Linked DNA regions of Homo sapiens: region 2 is linked to region 1. Evidence: chromatin loops called from intact Hi-C (ENCODE). Cell type or tissue: A673. All regions are shown on one strand. Each heading gives the region's core, and the rest is flanking DNA. Links, peaks and the distances in the headings are about the cores only.

Region 1 (5,374 bases), core at 167-5,166:
GATCATGCCACTGCACTCCAGCCTGGATGACAGAGCGAGACTCCGTCTCAAAAAAAAAGAAATTAGGAACTTTCCACCTGGAGAAGAGGGGACCGAGGGGGAGGAGAGGGGACATGTAGCTGACTTCAAACATCTGGAAGGCTGCCATGGGAAAGAGGGGAACGCCTTACTCTGTGAGACCTCAGAGAACAGAACCAGGCTCCATGGTGGGGAGGCGACAGGGAATGATATTCCTTTCCTCCTCAGGGTAAAGAAAAGCTTTCCACCAGCCAGAGCCATTAGGACATCCTCGTCCTTAGCAGTAGTGAGCTCTCCACTACCGGAAGCTGACCAGCCTCTAGTGACCATTGAACAACAAGCATCCATGTACTGGGCAGCTGTTATCTGCACCAGCCACTGTAGCAAAGCACTTTACCTCCCTCACCTCATTCGCTCCTCACAATAATCCTGTGGGGAAGTAAGATCATCCCCACTTCACAGATAAGGAAACGAAGGCTCAGAAGGGCCAAGTACCCGACCTTTCCGCTACTCTTTATTGCCCCCCAGTGGAGGGGCCCCTATGCCAAATCAGAGAGAAGACTGGGGGCAGGGGATGGGGTGGGGGCTGAACGAGCTGCTTCCAGAGGGCTATGACTCTCTGTAACATCCTCTGCCTCTGTGATTCCAGGTGACTACTGCAACCTGCCCCTGTATGCCAAGTCAGAGGCCTTCTTTCGAAAGGCAGATGGACGTGAGCCCTGCCCCGTGGTCCCACCCCGTGAGGCCTCCATCCGGAACCTGGCTCGAACCTACCACACCCAGGCTCGCCACCTGACCCTGGACCCTGCCAGCAAGTCCTTGGGCCTTCCCCACCCAGGGGCCCCCGCTGCCGCCTCCACAGCCACCTTACCTCAGAGGACTCTGGCCATGCCAGCCCCCCCAGCCGGCACAGCCCCCCCAGCCCCCGGCCCCACCCCTGCTGAGCCACCCACCGCCCCCAGCGCTGCCCCTCCGGCCCCCAGCACCGAGCCTCCACGAGCCGGGGGCCCACACACCAAAATGGGGGGCTCCAGGGACTCGCTTCTCGAGATGAGCACATCGGGGGTAGGGAGGTCTCAGAAGCAGGGGGCCGGGGCCTACTCCAAATCCTACACCCTGGTGTAGGGCCCGCAGGAAGAGCAGCCACGCCTGGACCGCGCCGCGCCGCAGCCCCACACGCCAGCTCGGCTGTTTTTCTGCATTATTTATATTCAACTGACAGACAAAAACCAACCAACGACAAAACAAAAACCCCCAATCATGAACGCCTGTACATAGAACTCTTTTGTACAAATGAAACTATTTTCTTCTTCTCCATGAAGCCAGGGCACAAAGAATTTGACAGTACAAGTCAAATCCCCCACCCCACAAAATATGTGTGGAGATATATATACATATATAGACAGACAGGAACGCGTCCACGAGCTATATATCTATATATTTCTCTCACCCTATTTTGAGACAGAGGCACAAAGACTCAGCAATTTTTTTCCCTCCTCCTCACCTTCCCCCCAGTCTAGGTGGTTTTGACAAAGACCAAAATCCCAACTCAGAGACACTGCATGCGATTTTACTGTTCCAAGAAAACCAGGAGTTGCTTCAATTTGCAGATGCTTATGTGTTAATACCTTTTTCTATGAAAAAAGACCCAGCGCCGTGTGCAATAAAGGTTATGTTTCTATGTGGTGGCTTTTTTCCCATCTGGCGAAGGCCAGCGGGGAGGGAGGAGAGAGCCCGACCCCAGGCCGTCTGTCTCTCATAAAGAGACTTTGTGAGAAGCCTGGGCTTTGGCTCAGTGCTCTAAGACTTTTAAAGGCTTGCAATTAGCCAAGGTGCCTCCTCTTCTGTTCTCAGAGCTGTGCTGGGCCCGCAAGGGGAACTAGGTCGGTGGCTTCGTGCAAACTCCTAAACCCCTCTGACCCACAGTGTCCTTACCTGTAAACGGAGGGAAGCTTGTAGCAGATGGAATGAGGCAACCTTGGCTCACCAAGCGCTGGGGAGCCTGGGATAGGGGAGGGGTTGCCTACTGGCTTCTTTCCTCCAAGAGAGTGCAGGGTAGCCAGGGGGCCAGGACTATACAAGACCAATAGCCCACAGTTGTGAAAGAGGTGCCTATCGGGAGCGGGGAAGAAGAGATTATCTATAGCTGGGGCACCAGGCCAAGGCCTAAAGTTCTGGGCTGACTCTTAGGACCAGATGAGGCCAGAGGGAGAAGAAGAGAAGTCGTCGGAGGTGAGAGGAGTGAGAGAAGCTCATGAAGGAGAGGGAATGGAGCTCAGCCAAAGAGAACCAGGTCAGCACATCAGGTACCTCACCTGGCTTCCAAGGAGTCAGCCAAGTGGAAGAAAAGGCGTCCACACGGAGGAGCAGGCAAGGTGCCGTGGGTGTCCAGAGGCCTGGTTTCTGATGAGAGGGTCCAGAGGGCATCACAGGAGGTGACAGGTGAGATGGACCTCCAGGGACTTGAAGGTTTGGAGAGGCAGAAGCAGGTGACTGGCCCCTGGGTGAAAAGGAAGTGCACCTAAGAAGTGCACAGGGGGCTCTTGAGCACTGCAATTGAGGCTGAGCTGTGGATCAGGAACCTGGAAGGAAGGTGAGTCTGGGACCCACCGCTCCCTAGGAGCTGAGAGGAGGAACTGGGAAGGGCTGGAGAAGGAGGGAGGAGTTTGTGCATGCAGGCAGCTGATACCTATCAGCCTGGGCCCCGGTGAGGCCGCACCTGGGATGCATGACCTTTCATAGAAGCATCTTCCGAATAGCAACTCATCCCACAAATTCTCTCTGAGCACCTAGAGTGTGTGGGATGCAGAGGAGTCCCTCGCATGAATAACTAGATTCCCGGGTCGGCACGGTGAGAGGGGAGGGGCAGAGATTCCGTACGCCTCGGTATTCCTAGGCTCATGAAGAAATGCTCATCTCAGCCCCCACACCCAGGACCCAGCCAAGAGAAGCAGCTAACGGCATCAGTTGAAAACCAAAGCTCTGCATTCCAGACACCTGGTGACAGCCCAGCTTCGTTCCATCTCTGGGAGGACGGAACGCCTCCCAAGGACGCGCACGCCATCTGCAGGTCGCCTCCAGAACTGCAGGCACAACGATCAAACCTGAGCTGTCCGCATAGAAGACCCCCAACCCCACCTCCCCTGCACACCAGATATTGGGCAAACAAACACGAATCAGAGCCACCTCCAACCAGCAAGAGGGAATGAAAAACTCCTCAGAGGCTAGAGGCGCAGAAGATAGAAGCAGCCTAAGGGCTCCGAAGGGGAACGCTGTCATGAAAATACATGACGGATCCCGATACTACGTGCCAGGTGCTGCTTGTAACCTCATTGCAGACTTGGGAGAAAGGTATCACGATTACCACGTGACAGGTGAGAAGGTTAGAGGAGCTAGAAGAGATGGGAATGAGATTTAAACTCATGAGCGTCCAATTCCTTAACTACTGAGCCATACTACCTGCTGTTCCACTGTTCAAAGATTAGAGTTTCAGTTCTTCCCCCAGGATGTTGCCAGGGGAAGAGTCCGCCAGGTCCAGGGAGCAAGCTGGACGCATGGGCAGAAAAACAGTTGAGGCAGGTGACCCAATATGCAGCACAGGATGGATCAAGGGCTCCAAAGTACTTTACCCTGGTGAGGGGCGGTGGTAGAAAAGGTGGAATTCAGCTCTGGGGAGCTGTTGGAGGTCTGGGACCTGAGGTGGACTCTGTAGGATGAGAAGGATTTGGAAAGGCAACAGAAAAGTAAGATGTGGGCCAGTCTAGCTTGTATTCCACTGGGCTAGGCCCCTTATTATAAAGCACAAAGTCTAGAAATTCAGGCATACTTGAGCAAAATCCACACGATTTTATTTGCTAATAATCTCTAACTTCAGTACGCTTTGCAGGGTTGTTTGAGACAGCATCTCACTCTGTCACCCAGGCTGGAGTGCAATGGTGTGATCACGGCTCACTGCAGCCTCGACCTTTCTGGCTCAAGTGATCTTCCTGCCTCAGCCCCTTGAGTAGCTGGGACTACAGGCACATGCCACCATGCTCGGCTAATTTTTGTACTTTTTTTTTTCCGTAGAGACAGGGTTTCACCATGTTGCCCAGGCTGGTCTCGAACTCCTGGACTCAAGCAATCCTCCCGCCTCAGCCTCCCAAAGTGCTGGGATTACAGGTGTGAGCCACTGCGCCAGGCCCTTAATATGTTTGTTAGCTAAACCACAAGCCTGCCTGTTTGATCCACACCCAGAAGCTAATTCACAAATCAGTGGCACTCCTGCTCCTCATTCATCCCCAGCTCATCCTCATTGAACTCTATGTATCTGGAACAGTCATCTTACACATTCACTTGCTCCTTTCCAAAACTCCACTTTGTCTACCATGGATAAGATGACCATCTGCCCTTGAGAGCCTTGATACTCTACATGTGGGTCACAGGCCAGTGGCACCAGCACCACCGTCACCTAGGAGCTTGTTGCAAATGCAAAAAAAATACCAGGCCTCACGCCAGAACCACTGAATCAGACTCTGCACTTCAGCAAAATCCCCAGGGGACCCATATGCACATCAACGTTTGAGAAACCCTCCTCTAGAAGACCTTCAGAGAGATTACCCCTTGTTCCCCCATTCTACCAACAACCAGAGCTAGACTAGTGGGTCTCAAACGTAGATGCACATCAGATTCACCTGAGGAGCTCGTTAAACAATACAGAAGCCCAGCTCTCACCAATCCTAACAGAATAGGAATTTGCTGGTATGCGGCCTAGGCTTTTTTTTTTTTTTTTTTTTGAGACAGGGACTTGCCCTGTAGCCCAGGCTGGAGTGCAGTGATGCTATCACGGCTCACTGCAGCCTCAATCTCCCCGACTCAGGTGATCCTCCTTCCTCAGCCTCTCGAGTAACTGGGACTATAGGCACTTGCCACCACACCTGGCTAGTTTTTGTATTTTTAGTAGAGAGGGGGTTTCATCATGTTGCCTAGGCTGGTATTGAACTCCTGAGCTTAAGCAATCGCCCACCTCGGCCTCCCAAAGTGCTGGGATTACAGGCATGAGCCACTGCACCTGACCAACATTTCTATTTTTATGGTGGTAAAAGATACATAAAATTCGCCATTTTAACCATTTTAAAATGTACAATTCAGCAGCATTAAGTATATTCACCTTGTTGTAAATCACTATCCATTTCCAGAACTTTCTCATCATTCCAGAAAGAAACTTTGTACCCATTAATCAATAACTCCCCATCTTCCTCTCTCTCAGCACCTGGCAACCACCATTCTACTTTCTGTCTGTATGAACCTGCCTATTCTGGGTACCTTGTATAAGTGGAATCATACAATATGTGTCCTTTTGGTTCTGGCTTATTTC
Region 2 (5,374 bases), core at 93-5,092, 170 kb before region 1:
GACCAATAAATATTTACTTCTTTAATATATATATTGTATCAGGACTGGCCTGTGTCTAGGGTTTGGGCCAGGCATATTTCTATACGCTCAGTATGCCCAGGCTGAATATGTCTTTGGTTGCTTTTTTTTTTCTTTTTTTCTTTAAGTAAAGACAATATTCCTAGAGGTGTAAAAAAGCACTTGAGTTCTGGATGATTCTGAAGTTGACAATTTTCTTTCCAAGTTAGGGAAGGAGAATTAAGGGGCAAAAATAGGAGGTCAGGAGAAGACAGCACCCAAATGAAAAATCAGAATTAGCCAGGTGTGGTGGTTCACGCCTGTAATACCAGCACTTTGGGAGGCCGAAGCGGGTGGATCACTTGAGGTCAGGAGTTGGAGACCAGCCTGGCCAACATGATGAAACCCCATCTCTACTAAAAACAACAACAACAACAAATAGCTGGATGTGGTGATGCACGCCTGTAGTTCCAGCTACTCAGGAGGCTGAGGTAGGAGAATTGCTTGAACCTGGGGGGTGGAGGTTGCAGTGAGCTCAGATCGTGCCATTGCACTCCAGCCTGGGTGAGAGAGTGAGACTCCGTCTCGAAAAAGACAAAAGAAATAATTCCTAGGTCCTCCTTCTTGCAGGCTGGCAAGGACCTTGGTCTCTAACTCAGGTTGAGTCTTAGCTGCTCATGGCCCTGCTCCCACACACCTGCCCCCCAGTTTGCTTCTTGCAGAGGTGTTTCTAGCAAGTAAGGTGACTGAGGCCGTTCTGGCGCTGTCCCCGGTCCTGAAATGCCACCAGTTCCTGTCTTAGTGATTAAAGTGGCTCTCGAGTGCTCCCCTCTAGTCAGCTGTTGTGTGGAAACTAATTTCCATATAATAACATTTTGTTATTTGTAATAAATCATACCCACAGTAAGGTGACTGGGTTATGTCATTATTTGCAAACCTACAGAATGTAATTATCATATGTCGGAAAACCTCCATGCAGAACGGTGCTGTTCCAGCCGCAGCACCATCCAATAATAATAAAAATTTATATTGTGCTTTATGGGACTGCTCATCACAGTCACTGTTCTATGCCAAGGGAAAAGAAAGCCCACCGCAGGGACAAATTCAGGAACGGACAAACCTTGTAAATGCCAAACTAGTTGATCCCAAAGCTAGCTACTAGGTTTCCTCCTCTTTTTTCCTATGAGACCTTTATATAAGAGACTGGGGGTCCAGGTTTGCCTCTGCATTCAAAACAATGAAAACAATTAAAAGGAGTTTCCCTTTTATGCATTAATTACATGTGCATCAGCCTTGACTGATATTTGTTCACAAAGACTAGATTTTTGAACAAAATACCTGCATTGCTCCTTTTCACTACTTTTTCCCTGTATCCCTGTCTTCACCTCCCACACCTCATCTTCTTTTCCCCTAGAATAGGTGCTTCCATTGCTTTCTGTGAACATAGTAATGCAGGTTCCATGAGCAGTAAATGAGGGACGTGCTGATTATCCATCATCTTGCATCTGTTTCCAAAATGTCCTCTCTGGTTGAATTTCACCCAAACATAGAAATATGTGATTGCCATTAGCAATGGGCTCCCCTCTTCTCTCTCTCTCCTCCTCAACCGGACACATATGTGTCTACCCCTTTTGGCATGTCCTACTGAGATTTTTTTTTTTTTTTTCCTGAGAAGAATGGCATGTTCTGGCTGATCAGAAAATGCTCTGAACTCCCAGGGAGGTTGTGTTTCCTGGTAGAAATCCCAGTAAGAACAGAGTCTTGTAGTTTCAAAAGATCTGGACTTAAGAGTAGCAATTCTCCACCATCCAGTGCCTTGCGATCTTTTATGACTCTGGGGAGTCATTCTCCCACTTTAACCACAATGGTCTTGCTTTTATTACATGTGTGGTTGTGGCAGCAGCTCTCACAGATAATTTTGTTTAGGGCTGTGAAATTTGCCTTCAGACTCAAAATTGAATTCAACCCACTGCTTTCTGCAGGAGCGATGGGCTTGCATGTATATCTCTTTCCCAGGAATGTTTGCAGTTATTGATGCTGAATGTGGTCATTCATCATGGACAATAGAGAACAAAAAAGAATTTATTAATACATTTCCTGCTCCCACACGATTTTGTCTTGGAGCTTAAGACATGACATTTTGTTCCTTCACCACTTCTATCTGCATATTTCCACACCTGCCTCCTATCCCTCTACTTTGGGAGGTTTGTTGAAGGAAGACAGTCTTACGTTGGTTGCAAGGGAATGAGAACCTGAAAGGTCACTTTTTTTTTTTTAGCCATACATGGAGCTCACAAAAATCCAACTCAGGGTGACCCACACAAAGGTGGAGATAGAGATGGGCGACATTGATAAACTCTTCCTGACTGTGATGTAAGTTACTGAAATGCATCACCAGGGAGAGGCGCTCATCCTCTGCCTCAGATTTCAACGGAAATTGGGCGGGGCCGGCCCTGGCACCTTCCTGTTCTGTTATCCCTGCCATTTTTATCACAGCCTATCCACAGAGGGGAATGCTATGTAGTCCTTAAAATGATGTTTTTGAAGATGATTTGAGGATGCAAAATAAAAGCCCTCATTGGAATATAAAATGAAAAAAGCATATAAAACTGCATACGCAACCTGATCTCCATCACCCTTCCAAAAAAAGACTAAAAGGAAATATACCAAGTCTATCTCTTGTTGGTGGGGTTGCAGGTCATTTTTATTGTCTTACTTTGGTTTTTCTGTATTTTCCAAATTTCTTACAACAAATTGGTATTCTATTTTAATCAGGAAAAAGTAGACATTTTTTAAAAGCCCCCCAGAGACAGTGGCTCCACTGACTTTCTTGATCCCTATTCTAATGACTGACTTTCCAACCCTCCCCCTCTGCTATGAAGAAAGCCTTCCTCATTAAAGTGCTTCTGTAGCCTTCCCTCACCCTCATCTCTTCAGAGAAGTGTCTTAAGGAAATATCAAAGGGTGTGTGTGTGTGTGTGTGTGTGTGTGTGTAAGAGAAAGACAGAGTAATCATTATATCAGGAGGGAGGAAACCCACCAACCCACCATAGAAATGCAAAACAGAACAGTTAGTTAGAGAACGGCAATGGTGAACTATTGAGGAGTCCCTTCTTGACAGAGGTAACAATGAGGAATGAAAATCCCACCACAGAAACTGCCAAAGGGCAAAGGATGACAGGAGAAGTGAATAATAAAGTCTCTATGGGGCAGGATGGGGTAGAGGGGAGGAACACATCTTTCATCCCTCCCTGGCCTCCTGTCTTCCTTAGGCTCCAACCACATAGGACTAAAGATGAGAGTCACAGTAGGGAAATGAGGCTGCCCCACACCAGGGAGGAGCCTGAGTAGCCTGGCCACGGAGAGAAGACCAGATAGCCAAAGCCAGAGGAGGAGCAGGGGCTGCTGCAGGTCTGCGGGATGTCAGGTGGAGGTGATCTAACCCAGCCCGCTGGGGACACCCAGAACACAGATGTCAGAGCCAGAACACCATCTCCAAATTCACAGAAGCTGACACCCAGAGGGCAGACCTGACTGTTCCTGGAGTTTTAGGAAGGGAGACTCACACAGGTGTGCGTGCATTGCTGAGAGCATCAGCGGATCTGATGAGCTTCTCACCTGGGGCAGTGTCATCTTCTCAAGGGTGTTTGTTTGAAAACGCAAGAGGGGAGAATACTTGGGTGTCAGAGTGACTGAGGGATCTACTGGCATTTCATGCACAAAACCCAAGGATACTAAATGTCCTTCTTTGCCTAGGATAGACCCACAGGTATGTGCCTCCCCAAAATGTCAAAGTATCCCCACTGAGAAACAACAGGAGACTTTTTTCTAGGATAAACTCTCTCTGAAATGGAGCCTGATCCAGGACCCAATATCTGTGCACCTCCCTTGGAATTCCTTGAGGTTTATACTGAGTGCCCCTCTTTCCTTTTTCTGTCCTTTGTCAAGACTGAGAAAGGCTGGTGTTTACTTCCCTAGATAACCATGCCAGGTGAGACCCCACTCCCTTTTAGAAGGGCCACTTAGAAATGCAGTGAGTTCAGCCCAGTGTGGTGGCTCACACCTGTAATCCCAGCACTTTGGAAGGCTGAGGCGGGCGGATCACGAGGTCAGGAGATCGAGACCATCCTGGCTAACACGGTGAAACACCGTCTCTACTAAAAATACAAAAAAAATTAGCCAGGTGTGGTGGCGGGCGCCTGTAGTCCCATCTACTTGGGAAGCTGAGGCAGGAGACTGGCATGAACCCAGGAGGCAGAGCTTGCAGTGAGCCGAGATCACGCCACTGCACTCTAGCCTGGGAAACAGAGCAAGACTCCATCTCAAAAAAAAAAAAAAAAAACAAGAAATATAGTGAGTTCAATACTATGGTTCAAGGAAAGAGGGAGCTCCACATCCCTGTGCCAGGCAGAAACAGGCGGCTCTGTTCCTTGGCTTGTGCCAGGGCCCCAAGCCCTGCCCAGCCCAGTCTTTCCTGATAAATGAAGTTGCAGTGCTGTCCCGGCCTCTGGGCCTGGGATTTGTAGAACCCTATACACAGGCCCCGGTGGCAGACAGGCAGCCTGTCATCTCTTCTTTCCAGGTGACATGGGAGCGGCTTTGGTTCTCACATTTCATTTGTCAGGCTTTAATGAGGGAGGCCGCACAGCAGCCCTGAGGTACCACCTGAGTGACCCAGGCCCCCAGGCCCCAGCGAGGTGCACGGGGAGGCAGCTCTGTGGCTGCTTTGGGGAATCTGCCATTTTGCAAGAGGTCAGGGTGGGCGGGAGCAGGGGAGAAAGCAGAGATTTTGCTGCAGGGCAGAAGGCATCCATTTTCTTCTGCACTGAGCCTGTGAGTCTGTGACCCTGAAGCATCGCTGTGTGTGGGCACCGCCGAGGGCAGGACACGTGGGCCCAGGGGATGGAGGAGCTGGGCCTATGCCCCTCACTGCCCCCTTTCTTCAGTAGTGAGGAACAGGGACAGCCTCTTGTTTAGTGCCCCGTAAGTGCCAGGAACTGTGCCAGATGCTTGAGATGTCTTTTGCTTAATCTTCACAGCCACCCTCTGGGGTAAGTATCATTAGCCCCATTTGTGGGAGAGGATACTGAGCCTGGGGGAGGTGACTTACACATGGCAGTGGTGTTGGGGTTCACACCCCGTGCTGCCTGAGGTCAAAGCCCTTCCTCCTGAGCCCCACTGGGGCAGCGTTCAGTGCAGCAGCACGGAGCCTGGTCTCTGGAAGCAGACTGCCCGGGTGCCAGGTCTGCACCCATCATGTATGGGCTGGGTGACCTTGCAGCATGGAATCACCTCTGTATGCCTCAGCTTTCCCCCATCTGAAAAATGAGGCCAATGATGGTACTTACTGCATGGGTTATTTAAGGGATTATGTTAT

Evidence for each region. A loop is a pair of places that touch in the nucleus more often than their neighbours do. Peaks named below come from ENCODE experiments on the same cell type or tissue, not always from the same donor. Only the 100,000 strongest peaks of a DNase experiment are listed, where the experiment ranks them.
Region 2: it touches region 1 in a loop (2.7-fold over the local background); 3 of 110 quality-filtered maps call a loop at or near these places.

The regions. Positions count from the first base shown.
Region 1 is chr11:117,424,097-117,429,470 of GRCh38, reverse strand. It overlaps DSCAML1 (DS cell adhesion molecule like 1), which reads left to right. Exons shown (of 33, transcript NM_020693.4): 33 at 668-1,699. The coding sequence ends at 1,143. Among named protein-coding and RNA genes, the nearest start is that of CEP164, 99 kb to the right of the region's middle. RefSeq lists an enhancer at 1-63. In A673, for the core only: a CTCF peak has its summit at 3,104 (motif pointing left); DNase peaks (open chromatin) are centred at 3,050 and 4,540.
Region 2 is chr11:117,592,677-117,598,050 of GRCh38, reverse strand. All of the region lies in intron 3 of DSCAML1 (DS cell adhesion molecule like 1), which reads left to right. Among named protein-coding and RNA genes, the nearest start is that of DSCAML1, 200 kb to the left of the region's middle. RefSeq lists a silencer at 730-930 and an enhancer at 4,106-4,897. In A673, for the core only: CTCF peaks have their summits at 2,194 and 2,398; no DNase peak of the experiment used is centred there.